Linked DNA regions of Mus musculus: region 2 is linked to region 1. The links are chromatin loops, found by intact Hi-C in ENCODE. Cell type or tissue: left cerebral cortex. All regions are shown on one strand. Links, peaks and the distances in the headings refer to the core of each region. The heading gives the core; the rest is flanking DNA.

Evidence for each region. Peaks named below come from ENCODE experiments on the same cell type or tissue, not always from the same donor. Only the 100,000 strongest peaks of a DNase experiment are listed, where the experiment ranks them.
Region 2: a loop joins it to region 1, with 2.0 times the contacts of the local background. A loop is called at or near these places in 2 of 42 quality-filtered maps.

What each region holds. Positions count from the first base shown.
Region 1 is chr2:74,494,171-74,505,952 of GRCm38, forward strand. LOC115489617 (a small nucleolar RNA gene) reads left to right here and starts at 11,706; the gene lies at 11,706-11,782. It also overlaps the pseudogene Gm52593. In left cerebral cortex, for the core only: no CTCF peak of the experiment used is centred there; DNase peaks (open chromatin) are centred at 5,361, 5,702 and 6,282.
Region 2 is chr2:74,379,804-74,391,585 of GRCm38, forward strand. No RefSeq gene overlaps it. Among named protein-coding and RNA genes, the nearest start is that of 4930441J16Rik, 78 kb to the left of the region's middle. In left cerebral cortex, for the core only: no CTCF peak of the experiment used is centred there; DNase peaks (open chromatin) are centred at 5,309 and 8,477; H3K27ac peaks cover 1,683 bases.

The DNA of each region.
Region 1 (11,782 bases), core at 1,884-9,883:
CTCTTGACTCTTAATGCTGTTTGGCTTCTCTACATTTAACAATTTGGATTAAGTTAAAATCTAATAGAATTAGGAATCCTAATTTATAGAATAAATCTTTCAACAAGCTCAATCATTTTCATCAAGATTATAAAAAGTCCTAAAGTAAGTACAGGAATATAAGAAAAGAATATACTCCTTGTTCGCTGTAAAACACAAAGCCATGTTTATAAATTTATGAGGCTAATAATTTTCAAGACCTGGATTAATATTTACTCTTCCCACATAGGAGAAAAGATGTGCACTAACTTGACTATGTAAGGTTTTCTCATGCAACTCTAAGAACAAAACTTCTACTCTTAGATAAACTGGTCTCTACAGTATATGATTGTGCCTTGTGTCCATGGGGGAAACTGAGCAAAGAGAGCTGGCTGGCTATTCAGAAAATACCTAGCTGAAAGTATAGTGCTTGAGTTGACCTTTGAAGGTTTTTAGAAGTTTAATAAAATAAAGATGAGATGAAGGAATCCTAGTTAGAATGGCAGGAGCAATATCAAGAACATCAATTCTATGTGGACATGTTGTTAGTTATCTCATCAAAATATTCTTGCCTTAATGGAAAGTATTATGATCAAAGATAGATGATAGATAGATAGATAGATAGATAGATAGATAGATAGATAGATAGATAGAGATGATAGGTAGGTGATACATAATAGACAGAGAGACAGTAGAGAGATAATAGATAGATAGATCGATAGATAACAAATAAAAATCGTGAATAAATATATTTTTTTAAAGATTCAAAGAAAGGGTTAAAAAAAAGATGCCTTTTCATCTACTAAATTTGAACATACAGAAATGTGTAAGGTCTAGTCCTTAATCTCATAGTTATGACACTGTGTGTGGAAAGGCATCAGCAAACCAACAAATAGTAAGTCACTGTTGTCTGCCTTTAAAATGCTTTGATCAACCAAACGAGCAAAGCTAGACTTACAGCATCACACGAACTCTGTGCATCAACGGAGTATGACATCCAAGCAGGCATCCAAGCAGGAGGATAATAAGATCAAAAGAATAATAAGAAAAGTATAAGTGTTAAGTCCTTAGCTTTTTATCAGGTGATAATGTTGGCTTCTCATCAAAGCTCCAGATTTCTCCAATGTAGAACTTATCTCCATGTAATAGGGGAAGAAACTGGGGCACAATGGATAGGCACTTGCCCAAGGTGACAGTTAGAGGACAGATTTCAACTCTGGATGGCTGGATCTATTCACATGTTTTTAACTGAAACATCACCACAGATATGTAGTGGATAAGATTAAGAAAATGTGGGGGGATTAACTCCACCACTATTCCAGTTTGAAGAACATTTGGATTCCATTTGGAGGACCCCTCAAAGTCATCAGGAAGGCAGTCATTCTCAAATATATGCTGTGCTGCCTGTGAGACACTGCTGGCTACACCAGGGAAGTTCAGTCTCTGGAAATTGTAGTAGATGGCTGTTGTGGTTTCTGCTCAAAATTTCCATTCTCTTGAGAACACTACCCTAAGTTCCTTCTCAGACATGCGTTCAGTCTAGGGACAGCCAGGTTTACACAAGACCTCCTTGGTATCTGGGACTCATAGTACTAGAACTGAAATGGTAATTGATGGACTTCATTGTGTTGCAGGTTGGCTTGGTTGCCATTATTGTCTGTTTCCTCTATCCTGTAGACAACACTGCCTATAACTGTTGGTACGACTGTTGAGGGTAAAGCCAGCAGGCTGAGAGACACATAGCTGGAAACTGGAGAGAACAGTTCTGAAGGGATTTGAATGTCTCGATGAATGTCTCGATGCTATTATCCCTGAGCTCAAGTCTTGTACCTCTTCTGCCAGAATTAAGGCATATGAGGCAACTCTGTGGTCTTCTAAAATAGTCTCGTTTCTCTTAAACTAATTTAACTTCTGCCACTTAGAGTTGAAAAAAAAAGTTCTAACACAGACATAGAAGAGTAATTATACATACAGAAAAGTCATAAAAGACATAAAGGAGCCATATACATACAAAAAATAATATTTTTTATAAAAAAGTTGCTGTCATTGGATGGATGGATGGATAGATAGGTGGACAGATAGATAAATGGACAAATGGATGCCTGATAGATAGATAGATAGATAGATAGATAGATAGATAGATAGATACATACATACATACATACATACATACATACATACATAGATGATATATATATATATATATATATATATACTGAGATATATAGATATGCAGATAACTAACTGATCAGGAAACTCTTTCATGAATGTGATTAGCAACTGAACATTCAGTTATTGTTGCCAAACTTCATCTGAAGCTCTTAGGGCTTTAGGGCTTCTCTGCTGCCAGGACTTTTTGAGTTATGTAATTCTATATACTAAAAACCATAGCACTTTCCCAATAGCCCAAGTTCTTAAAGAATCTGCGAAAGATACATTCTGAGTCCAAATGGTATATAAGTTCCAATTCCATAATAAAGAAACTGAGTTTTAACTAAACATGGCAGAGTGTAAACCCCACATGTATACTTTTTCCCTTCAAAGTCATTAGTCTACAGCAATGCCCTTAGTCTTCAGAGGCTGTGATCTCTCAAAGCAATACCGGAACTCTATTTGGAGGTAGTCTTCCTAGATTACCACCTATTTCTGTGAATATTCATAATGGCACCAAGTTTTTACCACTGGAGATGAGTCTAGACTTTTGGAGTGAGCCAAACACTGAGAGCCAATGTTGTTGATTAAGCTGAGTAATTAAGCTTAAAAACCACTTGGCATTAAAATGGTATTGGATATAGAAATGAAGATAGGTGTTTTCTTTCATTATTTATGAAACTGTCTTGTACTTTTACTAAGTTATATACTATTTACATTTTATATATAGTTTACCTACAAAGTAAAACTTCAAAATAAAGGGCTGGAGAGATGGTTCAGTGGTTAAGAGAACTGGCTGCTCTGCCAGAGGACCCGGATTCAATTCCCAGCACCTACATGGCAGCTCACAATTGTCAGTAACTGTTGTTCCAGGGGATCCAACATCCTTACATAGACATATATGTAGACAAAACACAAATGTACATGAAATAAAAATATTTTTTAAAACTTCAAAATATTATTTGTATGATTCAAATAATTTGTCTAATAGATTCATAAATGTAAATCTAAAAGACCATTTTTCCTACATCTAAGGAAGGTCTGATAATAATACCAATAGATACACTGTCATATGCTTTATTATATATTATGTAACCTTATATTTTAATATCAAAATTTTATTTTAACCTAAAAACAACCATCATTTAGCCAGATAACATTTTATTAGGAACAAGAGGGAACAATATGCAGAGATTCTTTATACTAAATATAATTATTTCTTTTTTTTGAAAAATAGAGCTGTTGTGGCATTAATAATGTTGCAGGGTTGTCTTTTAAAACATTTCCTCCCTTTTCAGGACGCTCACTGGAGGACACTGGAATGAGCAGGAGTCCAGGCTCTCCTCGTGCCTTCAGAAATCCTGTCATGATGGGGCTCTTCCAAAAACTCCTTTCCTTGTGTTCTGTGAAGCCATCCATGCAAAGGCTTCAAAGCAATCTCCCAAGTTCCCCAGAAAATACAAATATCTGATTTGAAAATTATCCTATCAACAAGACTGTACCAGTATTATCTTTACTAGTGATTTCATAAATAAATAAATAAATAAATAAATAAATAAATAAATAAATAAATAAGCAAGCAAGCAAGCAAGCAAGCAAACCAACCCCAAATCTTTTTGAAGCATCACTCAGGCACCCCAGACAGAGATGTCACAGGCATGGCTCAGATGGCTGCTGCGTTTGTACTGTTTCCCTGTCTCGCATTCTGAGCAAACACAAAGGCTATTTTCCCCGAAGGGTTCAGAGGGCATACGATTTCATTTCTACAGAAAATTGTTTCTCAGGATTTCAATCTTCTTAGCTGGGGATGACAAAACATAATATCAGAAACACTTATTCCTCTTATCTACCATAGTTTCAAAGCATAAATAAAAGCTCCGTACACATTTAAGACAGGTGGATTCCAACTTAGGGATAAAAACAGATACACTGCATGAAGAAGTTTGATAATGTGAGAAGATGTAATTGAAAGATTTAAGGGAAGATCGATGCGAGAGCCAAACCCTTTAAAAATATTTTTGGATTATCAGTCTCGTTTTATTCGAACGGCGTTCAATTTCTCTAAATCTGGGGTTAATGAGACAAGTGACGAAAAATTAAATTGGATTTTTAGCAAAGGGGATTCAAATGAACACCATTTGGCTAAAGCTTCTCCTCCTTCTATTTCTGAGCACAGTGGCGAGCAGTCCTTTGGTTTTCAACCCCATTACACTCTTGTTCATAAAGCCTGGTATAAAAACTTTAAACCTCAAATGTTTTTAGAATAAAACAAACCATGCATCTACGAAAAGATGAGCATAATGGCTTTCTGTAACATGCCTGGCGCATTTCAGAGCTGGCCTTGCACGGCATTGGCTGAGCCATTCCCATTAACGTTAATATCTTCTTAAGCTTCTACTGTTCTATCATTTAGGCAATAATTCGAGGATCAATTTAATTTCACGGGAATCTCACTATTCCAGGCTGACTTTGTGACTTTGTCACAAAGAAATTTTGTTCAGCTCACCTAAGATTGCATGGTGACTCTTTTCCGGAGAAAGGGAACACGGCCACACTCATGCATCTACTGCCTATCTGTCGCTCCACGTGTCATCATGGACAAAAGCAGATGTAAAATAGGATTGCTTCTGAGATATCAACACCATCTGTTTTGTCTCGGCCTCCAGCGTATTTGCAAAAAATCATACGGCTGATCCCTGAAGGGGCCACAGTTACCCTGCTCCGTTATAGCTGCCATTTTGGGTTAAGTCACTGCCTTAGTAGGTCTCTTATAATGCATTGATTTTTAATTCAGGCGTGTTAACATAGTGTGTCACATGTAGGGTATCCTTTAGATATCAGGTGTTTCCGAAGACTACATCTGTGTTGAGGTAAAATCACACTGGATCACATGAGTTCAATCGCTCCACGTTCTTAATTATGAAAGCATCAGCAGACAGAGCAAGAGTCTTGAGTGCTAGGACAGTGGACCGTGAAGAGGGAACAAAAATAAGATTCTATTTCAGAATTATTTTCCCTAGATTTGGGCAACTAACTATATTCTTAGCACCAAGAAGTGCTTGTAATGGTTGCTAGAAAGTTCAGAAAAGGGCCCTTTCTACTCCTGAGCAGTACTTCACACACTCTCATTCACTGGCAAGGGGAGGGCTGAGGAGTGTGAGCTATGAGCGTTACACTAAGACTCAAGCTTTATGGAACTTCTCAGCTTCCATGAAATGCATGGAGACGGTATAACCATTTTAAATACACGTGCACCAAACAGACACTAATGCACATAAAAGGTCAGTAGATTCTGATATAATAACAGTGGGTGGTGCTCTCAATTCTACATAGGTCCTCTAAAACAAAAGTCAAGGAAATCTCCGAGTTAAAACCACACCACAGAGGAAATGACTTAGTGGCTATGTAAAGGATATCCCAGGGAAACGCTACAGAATACACACTCTTCTCAATAGCCCATGCGCTGTCTCCAAAATAGACCACATTTTAAATCACAGATGGTCAAAAAAGTTGCTCGATGTTATCAGATTATACTGCAATAAAACTAGGATTTAAGAGTATAAAAAATACTCAAGCGCATGCAGGCTGAACTCGTCTCTTGAACAGCCAGTGAATTGTTGAAGAAACTGTGGAGGAACTTAAAGAGGATGAAATGTAGCTTAGCGGAACCTGTGAGACACAGGCAGGAACAGCAAACGCAGTTGTAAGAGTGTGGGAGCCTGCATTATGGCAGAGGGGTCACAGATAAAGACTCATGCTTTGGCCAGGAGTCCTAGAAAAACTTTCAAGCCTCAAAGCAGTAGGCGTCAAGAAATATGTTTCCAAGCAGAAACTACTATAACACACACACACACACACACACACACACACACACACACACACACGCACACACAATCCATCAAAGTGTTGATTCTGCAACGATAAATTCCAAGAGTGAAATGGGAGGCTATCATAGATTCTAGTGAAATCCAAAGGACCTTTAGAGAGCATTTTGAAAACTTGCATTTGCATTTTTGCAATAGCAAGGAAATGGCCCGCCCACCAAATGGAGGAGTGGATAAGGAAAATGTTGTACTTATATAGACCCCTAATTTACATATCTATAAAGAAAAGTGAAACCATGGCATCTGTAGGACTATAGATAGACTGTACCAAGTGAAGTAAGCCAAGGACAAGAACCAGTCCCCGGGACTATCAGGGATACTGTTATGCTTGCAGACAGGAGTCTGTTGTAACTGTCCTCTGGAGGCTTTACCCAACAGCTGACCAAAACAGAAGCCAAGACCCACAGTCATTAGACAGAGTTCAGGGAGTCTTGTGGAAGAGTTTGGAAAGCACTGAGGGACCTGAATAGGATAGGGACTCCACGGGAAGACCAACAGAGTCAAGTAACCTGTACCCTTGCAGGTTCTCAGAGACTGAACCACCAGTCAAAGAACATTCACAGGCTAGGCCTAGGCCTACCCACACATGTGTAGCAGATGTACAGGTGGGTCTTCATGTGGGTCCCCCGACAACAAGAACGGGGGCTGTCCCTGAGTCTGTTGCCTGCCTCTGGATTCCATTCCCCTAACTGGGCTGCCTTATCTAGCCTCGGTGGGAGATGATGCACCCAGTCCTACAGTGCTTTGATGTTCCAGAGTGGGTTGGTACCCAGAGGGGTCTCCCCCTTCTCAGAGGAGAAATGGAGGTGAAAGGTGGAGGGGCTGTGTGAGATGGGAACTGGGAGAAGATGGGGAGCTGTGATCCAGATGTAAAGTGAAGAAATAAATTAAATAATTGAAAAAAAGAAGGAAAGAAACTTGAAAACCTAGAGCTCCCAAAGCTTAAACATCTGTAATAAGAAATCAACAAAAAGTAAACCTACTAATATATTCTCACAAAACCCAACATTCTGATTTAAAAGATATAGAAATAATATTTACATTGAGAAACAAATGAATACACTACCACAGTAAGATGATAGGTAGGAATAGGCAGTATGAATGAAGGAATAAAATGAACTATTGGGGGGATTTGTAGAAACAAGAGGAAATGCTGAAAGGCTACAGAGAACCACAGAGCAAGTGCCTCTGAGACTAAGCACATGGCTGCTACTCTCTTAATAGCTAGAAGTTCTGTGTTCTTATGTAACTTGCTACAGGGGATCTCTAAGTGTCTTATGTGCATTAGTTTTTTGACAATCTAAACAAGAAAGAACCCTAAACAAAATAACCTCCAGTATTGAACTAGCTTTTCTAACTTAGAAATGCTTCATTCAAGAGACTCCAACACAGCTTAATTTTCTTTTCACACTTCTTTGTGTGCGCACACGGATTCATGTACACACCACTGTGCACATGTGGAGGTCAGAGGGCACACCACTGTGCACATGTGGAGGTCAGAGGGCACACCACTGTGCACATGTGGAGGTCAGAGGGCACACCACTGTGCACATGTGGAGGTCAGAGGGCACCTTTCAGAGGGCACACCACTGTGCACATGTGGAGGTCAGAGGGCACCTTTCAAGAACTGGTTCTCTCCCCCTAGCATATGAGTCCCAAAGATCAAACTCAGGTTCTCAGGCTTGATAGCAAATACCTTTACCCACTGAGCCAATGTGCCAGATCTAATTTAACTTTTAAATGATGAGTTAGTAGAAATAATTATAGATATTATAGAAGACAATAAATTTAAATATCAATAGGTGAGAGACTATTGCTTGTTATCTCAATAAAAGAAGCAGTCTCTGTTTTAAAATTCCATTATGAACCATAAAAACTCCCAAACAACAACTTAGGCTATTGCCAAGGCCACTGGCTGCTCTCCACACACTCATGGTAAAACGCCTACATGTCTCCATGAACACAGTGAAATCGAGCTGGTGCCTATCTAGAGCCTTCGCCCCCTAATGATTAGTGTTCACAGTACTAGAAGGTACTTCGCACACTAGCAGAGAAGAAAGATAAATATCAACCCTGCTACCAGTGTCCAGTCCACTGTGCTGCATGCAGGGGGAGGGGCAAAAGGAGGGGGAGGGGGAGGGTTAGGGGCACGGGGAGGGCTGCACAGATCTAAACCAGATCAGGTCCTAACACTGAGATGTGGAGGTAGACACAAGCTCCTACTCCTAATGCAATGCCTGCATGACACACTGATGGGATGGATAATACAGAGAAAATAGTGCCTTCCTGACACAACAGGCCTGGTGCACATATGACCCTCAGAGACTGAGGCAGCATGCAAGAGGCCTATACAGGTCCAAACCAGACGGAGCCCCAGCACTGAAATGCGGAAGTAGACACAAGTTCCTACTCCTAATTCTAAATCTACCTTCAATTAACAACCACTCACAAAGGAAAACTTAGTTTCTCCAAGGGAGTCTGACTCGGTATACAAACCACATATAAGGGCAGGCCCATGCCCAAAAGAAAATGGCCAACACAAAATGAACTCAAAGGTATTTTTGGAGATTAATTTTTGTCTCATATTGCTGTGTCTGGGCATTTTTTTAACCTTACTGTTATTTTGCTTGTATATTGTGGTTTCCAATTTTGAATTTTTATGTTCAATGTATGTGTGTGTGTCTGTGTATGTGCACGTGTGTGTATTTCTCATATTTTCTTTCTTCATTTGTTCTTTGCATTTTGTCCTGGTTTGCTTGTCTTTTTTATTTGTCTGTTTGTTTTCTTAAGAGAAAGGAAATGAAAGCATGAAGTTGGCAGGGTAAAGAGATGGGGAGGAGATGAGGGGGAAATTTTGATCAGAATATAGTGTATGAAGATAACTCTACTTTCAATTTAAAATTAAATTTAAAAAAAAAAAGAAATTCTAACATAAGACAAGGCATGGGAAACATGAAACTGGTAATCAAGTTATCTATTAGGGGATGACCACAATTTGGAGAAACATATGCCCAAGAGAATGTCTTCATTTACAGTCCTTTAAGGATACATTTGTGAGAGTCAACCTTTCTACCTTTTTGAAATTATTCAATTAATGCATGGACAACAGTCTACATTCTAATCCATTGCTTTGAAGAAGAAGAAAAAAAAAGACTCTCCCCCAGGCCTCGTCTCGATTTTAAGTAGCAGCCCTGATAATCTATTTTATTCAATACAGAATAAAAGCAGTGGTTGACTTCCATAACTGCCTTTGTTCTACCTTGTTGGCCCCTTTTTGCCCTATTTGAATAGCACTGTATCTCCTTCAGAGTCCATTCTTAATGAGGTTATTTACCTTGCATACCCAATGAGATTGTACCTTATATAATAAATTCTCTGCTCTCAGGTATGTCTAAGGGGGCAGCCTATTCAGCTATTAAAAGGTATAACCTTTTAGCCGAGATTGGTCTTAAGGCTGGACACAACTTCTATACTGAACTTCCAATTACTTAAAGATGTCACCATAGCATACAGAGGTATTTACATTTACATACACTAGTGGATGGGCCTTGCAAACACCCACTAACTACAAAATGACTTTTAAAAGCTCATTTGCTACCACATGTATAAATGTTCTTGCTTATGTATGTTAATGAAATACACGTGTGCTAATGATGCAAGCTGGGCATTAAAGAATAATCATTTTAATGCATTAGCATTGCTATCAATTATGTGTGCTAATGAAATGCATGTAGCTACATCCATTTGGACTGTAAATTTCCCTCTGGTCAGTCATTGTTCTTACCCCTCCACCCAGCTGTTTACCAAACATTGTAACATTAACTACCTCAATTTCAACTTCTATTATTACTACAGTGGAAAATAACAAGATCTGAGAAAGATCTGAAAGTCTAGAAGTAAACAAGGGATAACCCACCATTTTGACAATAAATTTAGTCTTCCATCATTGATTGGCGGTTGAGACTGTTGGTAGTTGAAGAGAAATGGGGGAGGGCCTCAGGTACTTCTTTGAGTCCATGCACCATTTGAATCATGTACCATGAGCCATACCACTTGAAGATATTATCTAAACATATTTTAAAGAAATATAGAATTATTTTAATTAAAAATTGCAATAAAGCTTTCCCTCAAAATTCTGACTTTCTCACCTTTTGTCCTATTTTATTCTCTTTTTATTGAAACAAGTTCTCACCCTATAGCCCAGGCTGGCACAATGAAGCCCAGGTTGGCCTCAAACAAACAGAAAACCACCTTTAATTCAGCCTTAGATAATGAGACTTTAGGTGTGCTCCTCCATATCCCTGGGCTTTTGTGCATCTCCCTCCCCCAGGGCAGTGTGGGAATGCAACCTCCCTACTACTATAAATTATGCAGTCAAAGCCTTGGCCTGGGTAAACCGCCTTTGTGATTATGGTGTCTGCCCTGCCATGTAAATATTCTTTTGTATGTCTTAATCTCAGATTCTCATTACTGTAATCAGTGTGCTTGCTGGTGCTGCACTAACCTACAAAGCATCTGTTTCTAGTGATCTCCAAGTATGGTGCTGGTCAAATCGAGTAACTACATGAAGAAGAACAGAACTTGGTCCTTATCTCTCACACTTCACAAAACTGAACTTCAGGTGGACCAAGGACCTCAACAATAAGACCCAATACCCGAATCTAGCAAAGGAGAAAGTAAAGGATATTTGAATTTCCTGGCACAGAAAAAGCCTTTCTGTCAGGACATCAATGGCGTAGGAAGTGAGAGCAACAGTTTAAGGCCTGGAAAGATGGTTCCGTGGTTAAGAGCACTGACTGCCCTCCTGGAGAACCTGGGTTTCATTCCCAGCACCCACATGGTAACTCATAACAATCTGCAGCCTCAGTACTAGGGCAGTCAATGCCTTCTTCAGGCCTCTGTCAGCACTAGGCGCCAGGCGTGCACACGGTACACAGACTTTCATGCAGTCAAAACACCCGTGTACACAAATAAAAAACTTAAAAGACCAACAATCAATAAAGAGGACCTCATAAAGCTAAAATGCTTTGTACAGCGAAGGACACCATCATTCAAGTGAAGAGGCTGCTTACAGAATGGGGGAAAAATCGTTATCTCTGACAGAATATCTAAATATACAAACTCAAAAATTAAAATCAAGAAACAACTCCGTTTGAAAAAAACAGTGGCATGGAACTAAGCAGAGAGTTATCAAAAGGTAAAATACAAATGGCTGAGAAACGATTTCTTTAACGTTCAACATCCCAAGTCATCAGCAAGATGCAAATTAAAACTACTTTGAGATTACTCCAGTTTGAATAAATAAGATTAAAAAAAAAAAAAACCATGCTGCTGTGGGTGAGAGGCAGAGGAACATTTGTGATTGATGGGAGTGCAAACTTGTGCAGCCACTATGGAACTCAGTATAGAGATTCTCAAAGAAACTAAACTAGATCTACCACATGATCCAGCTATCCCACTCCTGGGCATATACCCCTAAAGACTCTATATTCTAATATAGTGATACTTGTTGATCCATGTACAATGTTGTTCTAGCCACAATAGCCAGGAAATGCAAACAGCTTGGTGTCCATCAGATAGTGAATGAATAACGAAATGTGGTATATTTTCAACGTGCAATATTATTCAGCAGTTAAGAAAAATAAAATCCACCCCCCCTGGCAATGGGCAGAGAGACACCTTGTTGGTGGTGTTATTCTCACATCTGGCAAGGGCAGAAATGGCAGTTC
Region 2 (11,782 bases), core at 1,303-9,302, 110 kb before region 1:
TAGGACCATTTGTCCAGGGTGCCACCCCTCATAGTGAGCTGCTCTCTCTCACAATAACCATCAATCAAGACAATGCCTCACAAACTTGCATACAGTAAAATTTAATCAAAGCAATACCTCAACCAAAACTTCCTCTTCCCAGAAGACTCTAGTTTGTGTTACATTGACAATAAACTAACCAGGACCTCCATGAAGTAAGCCATACTTTTTCTACTAGCAGTTCACACACCAGATTAGAAACTATTCTGAAATTAGGCAGGTGATCCAACTCTCTCTCTCTCTCTCTCTCTCTCTCTCTCTCTCTCTCTCTCTCTCTCTCTTCCTCTCTCTCTCTCTCTCTCTGTGTGTGTGTGTGTGTGCATGTGTGTGTATGTATGTGTAATATATCTGTCAAAATTAAGGCAGAATTTTTGTGCAATCTTTGACCTCTTTCATCTTCTGCAACTTCTCAAAAATGGCTGAGTAGTCTATTATTCCCAACCTATTATCCTTACCCCTGCTAAATATCCCCTATCTAGAGCCTTGGCATTCAGTTTGGGTTGCAATATCAGCCCATCAAAGCTCTAATTCTATCTCCCCTCATGGCACTTGCCTCTTTAGCTATGCTCCTGTTGGCTTTCCTGTTGATGATCATTCTTATAACCATGGGAGCCTCAGAATAAAGTAAACTTTTGACCTGGAGTTGGAAGACCCACTCAGAAAGAGCCTTCTTTTCTTTTCTCTTTTTGATCTTTAGATGGGGGCAGGTAAGTTACTTGATTCATTAGGGTTTCCTATTGCTTCATAACTCCAGTCTTATCCCCTCTTTGGTCTTCCTGATGCAACTTCACAGCATCTCCACATTTTGTGTGAATGCTTGACCACGTGCCTGTCCTCCTGCATGTCTCTTTAATATACCTTCCCACTCCCAGGCACCTCCCCGTGTTCATTATCTCACCACAGCAGATGTTTTAAAGTGCTCCTAGTCCACAGTGAACATTCATAAACCATTATTGGACGATTGATGGGTTCAGCTTTCAGAATATGGCTAGCTGATCAGGAAGCCTGTCACAGGGCTGTTTTCATTACTCAACAGTCTTTGTCGCTAGTTAGATTACTGCTCAGGTGAGGTCAGGGGAGATATGACTTGGGTCCAGGACAGCTGACCTCAATATCTCTCCAAGGCTGGTTTAATGGTTAAGATAAAAGGAATTCTGGAAACAAAGTTCCGGGAGACTTTGTGGTAGAATAAACGGTGGTGGTGAATAGGGACATGCACTTGCCATTAAAAGTGGCATGTTTATGGGGTGCTGACACAGTTTATGGGGTGCGTGCCTTTGGGTACCAGCCAGAACCATGCTTTTCCTAGTATTTTCAGCCTTTTCCCAAAGGTTTGCACAGCACAGCTGTGACAAAGCTGCCAGGGGAATTCCTCAAGTTGAGGGTTGTTTTTATGTTTAACCAATGTTCTCTTCTACCACCAGGACTGCAAGCATGAAAGGGCATTCTCTTCAGATTTAGCTCTGCCACTGGGATCAGCACATGTCACAATCCTAGATTCCTTTATATGGTCTTCTATGTTGCGCTGATGGGCACCATTCCTATTGAATTCACACAAGTGCACATGCACACTCGCATGTGTGGGCACATCACATGTACACACACACACACACACACACACACACACACACACACACACACACACAATCCTACCTGGGTTGTGCTACCAAGAATACTTGCATGAGATCCTAGCCTTGCCCTCAATGTCTTATGTTACACTTCTAGATCATGAATAATCACACTGCAGTTGGGCACAACACTTCTAAAAATTGTGAGCATAATAGCATAATATAATGATATAATATAATTATATATAATATATACAACATATAATATAATGATATAATATAATGGAATCATATAATGATATAACAACTTCCATGGAAATAACAGTTTACATTCCACTTGTACACTTTGCACCCCCCCTCCCCCCCCCATCTCAGTATGACAGGAACAGTAAAGGAAGTAGAGCTGCCCTGTTTTACGATCTCCGAAGACCTTCCAGAATGTTTGGCAGTTCAAGGTGGCTGGGTTCTACAACCTTAAATATCTGCTCTCTCGAATTCCACAAATAGTATTTACATGTCTGGACTAGTTGGAAGCATAACTTGAATTTCAATTTCCAGACTTAGCCTGATAAAGTGTCTATATGCTTTAATGTCGGTCTTGGGTTGTTACTTAAGGAAGTCCGTGGCTTTGTCAGCCTATCTTCCTCAGTTCCTTTACCAGGTAAGACCTCTAAGATCAAAGCAGCAATAACCCAGTTGGCCAACATTTACACAAAAGGGGTGAGTGAAGAACTCCCCGCCCCCAACCCTGAGTTTAAAGTACAGAGCATGCCAGGTCTCAAACAGCAAGCTGAAAACTTTTCCCCTGTTTTCTGCTTTCTACATGTTGATTTGGAGTTGCTTGGAGATGGAAAGATCCATCTGGTTTTGTCTATTCCAGCTCCACCTCACACTGGAAGGTGAGTGAGTAGCCAGGCTTCGTTCAGACACCCGACACTGGATTCACCAGGCATTTCTAGGACTTACAAAGTTGTATACATAGGAATACCATACACAAGGCACCCGAAAATAGTATTCAGGAAAGCTAGAAGATGGCAAGGGGCCTTTGACAAGGTCCTCGTGCCCAGAAATGTTTCTAACTAAACCTCTGTCCTTAGGAACCCTGTCCCCGGTCCAGCACTCTCTACCCTGGTTTCTGATTGAATATTCTTTTATTTTTAAATTTTGTTTTGTTTTGTTTTGTTTTGAGACAGGCTGTTGCTATGTAACCCAGGCTGACCTTGAACTCACTCAGGCTGCTGTCAAACTCAGAGGATCATTCTTTGCAATCATCATAAATGCTGGAATCACAAGCATGTGTCACTATGCCCAGCTATGATTTGGGTTTTCTTGCCTGCCAGTCTTACCATCTTCCTGTTACTTCAATCAATCTTTTTCTCCTCTGTGCTGAGTGAACTTAAAATCTTTCTATCCCAGCAGTCTAGATATAGTTAGACTCCATATTCCCAGCAGTCTAGACATAGAACCCCCTATTCCCAAGCCCACCTCCCACCTCAGTCCTACTCCTTCAACTATGGAATCACTCCAGTCCCTGATCCCCATGCCACATTTCTCTGTCTAGCCAGGAACAAGCCAGTGTTTTTATCCTGAGCTCTGATCAGCCATGCCAATGGTTTCACAGTCTGTGTGCACTTACCTTTCATGTTCAGTACATACCTTCTTCCCTCTGTGTGTACCCTTCCTGACTTCTGATATTATCTGTGTTGACTTTTCTGTCATTGCCTAACCACTCTGGAAACCTACACTTAGCCCACATTGTCTTTGTCTACTGTTTTTATAGCATCCGAGAAGAGCAGTGAGTACCCTCAACACACTCAGCAAGACACACAAAGGTGACAATTCTCAAAGCAAAGGATACATTCATCAAATTTAACCCCAATTCTATCAATTCTCTTAAAAATGATAATTATGTTAATCTGGAAGAGTGGATAATCAGGAGACTGAGGAATTTCAAAAAATAAATATAGTCAAAAGAAAATTTGCATGACTACTACCAGATTTAAATGTGTTTTAAAGGAACTGTGCCTAAACGGAGATGACCAGATCAAAGGAACAGAGAGTAAAGGAATATAGCCATGAGAAGACAGGCATTCTGCAATTTTTAAATAGAACATATAAAATAATAAGGAAAAGAGGCTGACGTTAAGTATTGCAGATGTCATTAATAACAATTTGAGAAGTTAATTTATTAGGTTTTTTTTTTGTTTTTGTATAGTGTGCTTTGAGCATAGTCACAGCATCCCTCAGCTCCTTCTAGATCCAGCTCCATTTCCTAACCACCCAACTTTGGGTCCTCTTTAAAAACAATCATAAAGTCATATTTGTGCTACCCATATATTCTTGGGTATGTGGACTTCTACAGGAGCATGGTCCACTTAGCAAGGGCCATACTCCTAAGGAAAACTGACTCTTCCTATCCCAGGAACTGTCGGTTGCCAGCAACAGCTCTGCAGTTAGAGGAGAGGGTTTTTGTGTGCAATTCTCTCCATGGTAGAGCTTGAACTGGCTTGAGTCTCATGCATGTTGTCACAACCACCGTCAGTTCATGTGAGCAACTGCCCTACTGTGTGCAAAGACATAGTTTCATTGTAGCCACCTACTTCCAAACCTCCAAACAGCATAATAAGTTATATCTCAAAAACAACTGCTAGAAATAAATAAAATATATATTTTGTATAAGCATGTATAAGAATACTTCAGGATTTTACCAAAATTATATAATTTATATAGGATGAAATGTATTATATAATAAGAAATAGTGCAATAGTTTTAGAAACTTACTTCTAACTTCTTGTTTGAATGCAATATTATTATATTATAATGATATAAAACATGTTTTATTTTTATATGGAAAGGATAAAAAGGATCCTTATGGATATTTATATATCCTTAAAAGGGATATATATATAAAGTCAATGACATGATTGATTTTTAAAAAACAGCAAAATAAGGCAATGAGACAGTCTCATCAAAGCTCCTAGCTAAAATAAGAGATGTAGCTTCACCTTAGGTGCAATGGTTAGCGCCATGATGCATTGTGCAAATAAACCTTTCATTTATTATTGGGAAAGTGAGAAAGTGCCACACAGCTTTAAAACAGCTTCCTCACACATATTAATCTGTGTCCAGCAATAAATAAAACTTCTAATGTTACTTTTTAAGAATTTGTCCAGCAAACACAGGGTCATTAACACCCAAAGATATAGAGCTAAGATATTCTTAGAAACACTTTATTTTTTACAAGAACAAAATATTAAAGACTATTTAAATGCCCATCAGTAAAGGAGCATTTAAGTAACTTAGGCTCCAAGTCTACTGTAGAATGTCAAAGAAACATTCATTAGGTTGAGACAGATGTAGATTTCTCACTCCAGAAGATGCCCCTGATATACTGCATTTAAAATCTGTCCACAAATGGCATGTGTAGTGCTATTATATTTCTGGAAAATATTATATTTGAATATGAATAACAAAAGAACCTGCAACAACCAACAAAGCTGACAATGGTGATTGTTGCAGGATGAAACTGTGTGTAGCCCTTATATGTCTCTATCATGTGAACGTTATATGCTATGCTTATATCTGTGTCTATTCACAGGGGGAACAATCTTAAAAATATTCATGAGTAGGAAAGAAAGATTCTAAGAGACAGAGGTGGTAGTTGGCTTCAGTTGAATGTGCAAACTTGTAGAGACTGTGACAGCATGCACAGGATCAAGCTGGGGTGTGGAGGAGGGAAAGTGGGCACAGCATCTCACCATCCAAGAGGCTATTCACAACTGATAGCTACTGGGAGAGGGGAAAATCAGTTTTCTCCAATGAAGTGGCACTGGCTGTATTAACCACACTGCAGGGCAAGCCTCATGCTCACAGGAAGATGACAAATGGACTTCATGTTATTGGGGGGGTATTTTTTTTAAGAAGAGAAAGAATATAAAGCTGGTCAGAGAGATTGGGAAAGATCTGAAAAAATTGGAGGAGAGACTATGATAAAAATATATAGTATAATACTCTCAGAGTACACACAAAAACCATTTTTCTTAAGTATTTGTTAAGAAATATTCCTTAGGGAAAGTCCCCTTCTTCTGTTTCTCTGGCTAGGGTTGACCATGTCACTGTCATGGCCATAAATTCAGTGATGTTTATTTACAGTCATCTTCCAGTGGCTAACACTGTGGTACTTCACGTCTACCAATTCTAAAATAGATACAATAAAACATCTGTTGTACCCCAACAGTTCTTGCAGCAACCCAACCATGCTGCATTGTAAATAGTGTGGCCCAATGGCAGATTTTTGTGCAAACTAATGCCAATAGCTTTTTCTTTCTGAGTCGTGTGTGTGTGTGTGTGTGTGTGCGCGCGCGTGCACGTGCGTATGTGTGTGTTTGTGTGTGCTTCTAAGATGACTTACAAAATTGTCTTCCTTTTATCCTTAAAAGTCAGAGAAACTCCTCAAGCCAAGACTTCTATATCAAGCACCTGAGCTAAACTTTGGGTCCTGAGTCAAAAGGAAAATTGACGGTTGGCATCTTTCCAGTGGCTTTTCAAATAACACCGAGTGGTTAGAACAAGGTGGTAGAAGTATTCCCACAGAATCACCCCGGGTACAGGAATGGGAGGGCGAAGAAGAGAGGAGGGAGGAGAAAGGTTCTTCCCTCCATTCCCCACCCCCACATTTGATTTGGCCATCAGTTGATCCTTATTAGTGTGGACCCTCTTTTTTCCAAGAAAAATTTATCTAATTTAATTGCAAAAGCTGCAAAATGGGTGATCAATCTTGTCTGCTGCCCACCTAGACAATGCCGGGGGCGGGGCGGGGGCTGTTTCTGCAGCTGCACCCCTGCTACAGCCTTTCACTTCCAAATTAAAGGAATTACAGGAAAGAGATGGTAACCACAATTAAGATATTTTTAGAAACATAAAATCCTCTGGAAAACATGACACTAATGCTGGTATTATGATTGAAGTAAGGAATTATGGTTATTAGAAGCTTTGCAGTTTATGTGCCTCATAAATCTAATAGCTTCACACACCCAGCAATGTCGTTGCTATATTTACTGCAGACATCTACAATGACAGACAGTACCTCTGAGAAAGGCCAGATAAACAAAATATTTTACATACTCCAGCTTCTCAGTGTCTAATGGAGCCATATCATGGAGAGAAAAAGGCTTCATTAAAGGAACTGCGCCAGGTGCTGAGAGTCGATTTGCCCTGGAGATTCCGTCTGAGTTATCTGCTCTTGTTTAATGGGAATGTTGCTGTCTCACTCCTGGAATCCTAGGCACAGAATGGACAGGGAGGGGACTGAAGGTGGTGGGATGCAGGAGAGGCAGTGTAGGGCTGACAGCTTTGGGGGGTGGGACTTTATCTAACAACCTGGAAACCATCTGGAAGAGATATGACAGAAAACCTGGTGTTTCCCGTGACCCATTAGGAAAATCCACCATTACAGAAAAGGTATCTAGGAAGGATGGAATTGCACAAGAAGAGCCCAGAATCTTCCTCCTCTATCACATCTATATTGCAAAGTCACAATAAGCTCTAGGAGGGTGCAATATGAAATTGGAAATTATAAACCCTAGACTTCAGAACAGAGATGAAACAATTCTGTATCATGGCTGACCTTTGGTTGGTCCTTGAAGTTCAAGGCAACCCTCTGTCTCTAATTTCAAAGACTAAAATTTATGTTTGGGAATACTGTTGTGTGGAGGCACTAAATTGGGAAGGTTTTAAAGGCTATTAGCTCTTTTTCTATTTTCTCTAACAAGAGTGTGAGTGTAAGAAAACCACCACAGTGGCTTCCATTCCCTTCCATTCCAGTTCCCCCTTCACCCTCCACAAAAGCCATTAGATTATGGAGATTCCTTGGGGACAGAGATCACAACTTCTTACATATTACTAGCCCTAAGAGAGTGGTCCTTCACATTATGCACACTCAATAGATGTGATTAATGGAGCATGCTGGGTGATAGAACGTGCCAGAGAGGAAATGTCAACAGTCCTTCTGAAAATATGGACAATTCCAATCTAGATTTTTATGTGAGGGGAGATGGGGTGGGAAACACAGCAACAACGCCCAGTGTGACTCTGAATGTGAACTCCAGGGAACCACATTCAACAGTCCACAGGGAGAATGATGACGTCTTAGGACAGGGAAGGCACAAAGGATTCTGGGAAAGGAAAGCTTGCCTGACTTGGTTACTGATATGTTGTCACGAAATGTTGAGTGAAGAATGAAAGATGGTGTTCAGGGTTATTTGTGGCTTGTGTGACTCCTTACATGGTAGGGAAAGGTTTGGAGAAGAAGGTGGAGGATTTTGTCTTTGTAAATATATGGATATGAAATGCCTATACTATCCAGTCAGGAAACTATCTTAAGGAGGTATAAAACTAAGACATTTCTGTAAAAGAAATAAGAAAATGGAGCTGGGAAAGAAAAACAGGACAAGTACTTTATCACGTAGTTGAAGACCTGATGTACTCTTGTCCTAATTAAAATACCATTCTGGCAAAATATTACATAAAGCAATGTCATGGAATAATTAACTCTATGGAGCCTTGGCGTGCTCCTGTTTTATTCCTAATGAGTAAGCAAGGTTTTGTCCTAGGCACTCTCACCAACAAGGGTGCCAGCTACTAAAATAATTTGGACCCTGCCATACGGCAAAATAAAACTCACAAAACAAAAATCTAAATATCTTGAGAGAAACATTTGTGATTATCACAATCAAACATTCTCACTAAGAACAGAACTCCCGCACTTCTGTGCTGGCTTCCGTGAAAGTTATCTTTGTTGGTAAGAGTGAAGAGTAGGGTTTGAGTTTAACTAAATATGGAGAAATCGGATGGAAAAAAGTAAGGGTGTGTAGGAGGCCAGGGGCATGAATTATGCATGGCACATCATCACACTTGTTCCTGGGATGGAGTTGTGGCACGCTCTGCATGGGGAGCGAAATTAGAATAGAACATATATTGAGCAATTTTCTTCATAACTGGTTCTTACTCACCTTAAATGTAAAATTTTATTTAGCTTATTTCAAAGGGAGGCATCCTTATTAAGGGAACACATTTACTGGCGCCTGTTGGAAAGGATTTAATGCAAACAAGCCTGGGATAATTGAAGGAAAAACACCTTCTGACTGTTCTCAGCAGACCTTAGCCAAGAAGAGCATGGCAGGGAAGAATTACTTTATTATATTGATTTTCCTGGAGAAATCAAAGGAGGATAGCTCAAATAGACCAATTCGCCTTTGCCAAGCTCAGTGGAAGCACGCAGAGAAGAGTTGTGAATTTATGTGTCAAAAACTGTTTGCAATCATTTGGTTGAACATGCAAATCAGGATCTGCACATTATGACTCTAATAAAATAGCTAATACAAGAGGGTGTCTGGGTTCGTTTGCACATATCCCGGCTTTAAATGACTACGAGTGTAGTGGGTGTAAGTTTTGTGTAACAAGATGTTTATAGTCCAATCAGGTCATCAACCTGAAATATGGAGAGAGCGGTGTGATTATGATCGTGCAGTAACAAAGACACCGGGGCATGACGAGAGCAATTGGAATACAGCTCTCGCCAAGCTAAAAATCTATTTTTCTCTCACAATGAGTAAAATACTTCACTTTTATAAGGACTGTTTTCCATAGCAGGTATAACCTGAACCTACACTGGGTGCTAGGAGGCTGTTTATGAAAATTTATTTGGTAAATTAAATGTCACATGCACATGAAAGGATCACTCCTAAATTATGTGATTTTTACGTGGACTTCTAAAAACATTTATTTCAAAAGAATTCTTGATAGATTTGCAAAGCATTTGGTATTTGTTCCTTGGCCTTTGGGTGGGATCAATCCCCTTTAACATTTCCTAAATCATTTTTTTTCACAAAATAATAATTCCATGAAATGTCACTTATAGGTTATTCAAAGAAATGGTACTTCCTACTTAGACAAGAATGAGAGCAAACACATGTAGATTTCTTAAATATACCATTTCTTGGGGGTTTTGGTATGTTAGTATACATATAGAATCTGCAGTTGTATGTGACTATATATGCATAGATATAGGTATAGACATAGGCTGCTATGTTTCTCAAACATTTTACACTTCCAAATCTTTAATTCAATGAGCACATTTCAGAACTGGTCATCTCAGAATCATGAAATGAACTGACTTGTTCATTTTAATGATCTGGGCCTAACACTTGGGTAGTAGGCAAAACAGGCATAAGTGATAAAGAAAGGGATTGAGGGGAGGGGGCTGTGGCTCACGAGTGGGTAGAACCCCACTAAAGAGAGGTTCCATTTTGACTATAGAGAACAAGGTAGGCATGGCAGGCTCTTAAAAGTAGCAAGAAATTTCGGGATTTGTGTGGGTGATTTTGGTTTGAAACATGTCTGTCTGTCACAAGAGTGGCCTTTGAGCTTCCTGACTAGGATTTGTGTCCCCAGGATCATATTTTGTAATCCGCTATATAAAACGTGTTGTTTAGAAAAGTCACACCAAAATAAAAGTCTTCCAGGCAATGTCTCAAGGCCATGGTTGCGTGTCTTCTAGCCTCCTGGCTGGTGCTCTTACACTCATGCATGACTGACGTTAGGTCTTCTTACATCCTTTGGCCCGTGGCTTGTGAGGTGCTGTGCAATACGCTTGGAAATGTCACCATGAAGACTAAAATACACTCAATGTTTATCAAGAACAATAGCAACAAATAACAAACACAATAGAGTAATGGACACAATAGAGATCAATTTCCTCCATGTTCTAGAAGCCAGAAGGCCAAGGTTAAGGCTTTAGCAAATTTGGAAAAGGGACTCTTACTGAGACTTGGAGGTCTTCAATTCAGATAGGCTGACTGACCAATGAGCTTGGATATCTGCCTGTCTCAGATCCCCTTCTCCCCCTCTCTCCCTGTGCCCCTCTATCCCTCTCCTCTTCTCCCCTTCTTCACCTCCCAGAGGGGTTGGCTTTTTTACAGTGGTGCTAGGGATCCAATTCAGGGTCTCATGCTTGCACAGCAGACACATTCCAACTGAGCCTTCCCCCAGCTCTGTGCCCTGATCTTAATATGACTATCAATGTTGGGTTAGACGCCACCCAAATTATCTTATTTTAGCTTACAGACTTCTTGGGGGGGGGCATCCCATTAAAGGACACAATCACATTCTTAGGCACTAGGAGTTAAAACTTTAACATCTAAACTTGAGGAGAGCATATTTAGTCCAGAATAGTAAATGACATTGCAAAGACAAACACCTAATAGAGAAGGGGAGGGCATTCATTGATAACAGATAACAGAACACAGTTTGGAAGAATAGTTTCTGGTGCTTTTCCACACAATAGGGAACCGTTGTTAACAATAATCTGTTATGTATTTTAAGAGGAGCTAGAAGAAAGGTGCACGGAGGTTGTACGCATAAAGAAATAATAAAGAGAAAACATCAACCATCCGACTTGACCAGTGTAGATCCTGTGAATGTTCTACTATCACACTGTCTCCAACTACTATGTGTGATTATTACATGTGAATTAAAGTTTTTAATAGAGAAATCATTTAGGTCTCTTATTTTACTTACACACATTCCCTTAATTTCATAAAGCACAAAAACACAAGTAAAGCCTGACATAGGAAGAGAAACACAACAAAAATTGGGGAGAGATGGTAAGATGTATTTGAAAATCCACATACTACACAGGGCTTCAAATTTTTCTTATCATGACATCTACAAGTCTACAATAATACTTCCGAGCCTCTCTGGACAATGTAACCAAGGGCCAGAGGCCGGTATTATGTGCACACTGCCTTACAGCACAAGGGGTGAACAGTGCCAGAGAAAAGAACAATTTCACAACAAACTGCTCTACGGTCCATGACCTCACTAGCCCCATGAAGCTGGCTAGATTTCCAGCACCAGGTGTGACATCCTCTCTGTTGAGTGAACATTAAGTGTTATTAGACAGCTGCTGGGTGCCATGGACATGTGACTTCTTGTACCTGTATGCATATCTTGACATGCTGGTAATTGTAATGGCTCATAGTATTGCAGCTCGTAAGATTATTTAATTGCTTCCCTCTCTTGATAGCTTGCATAGTATTCTGGAACCATGGAAGCTAGACTGCTGGAAAAGTCTTCCTGGTTAGATCCAGCCCAAATAGTCTAAGTCTTGTGTCCTC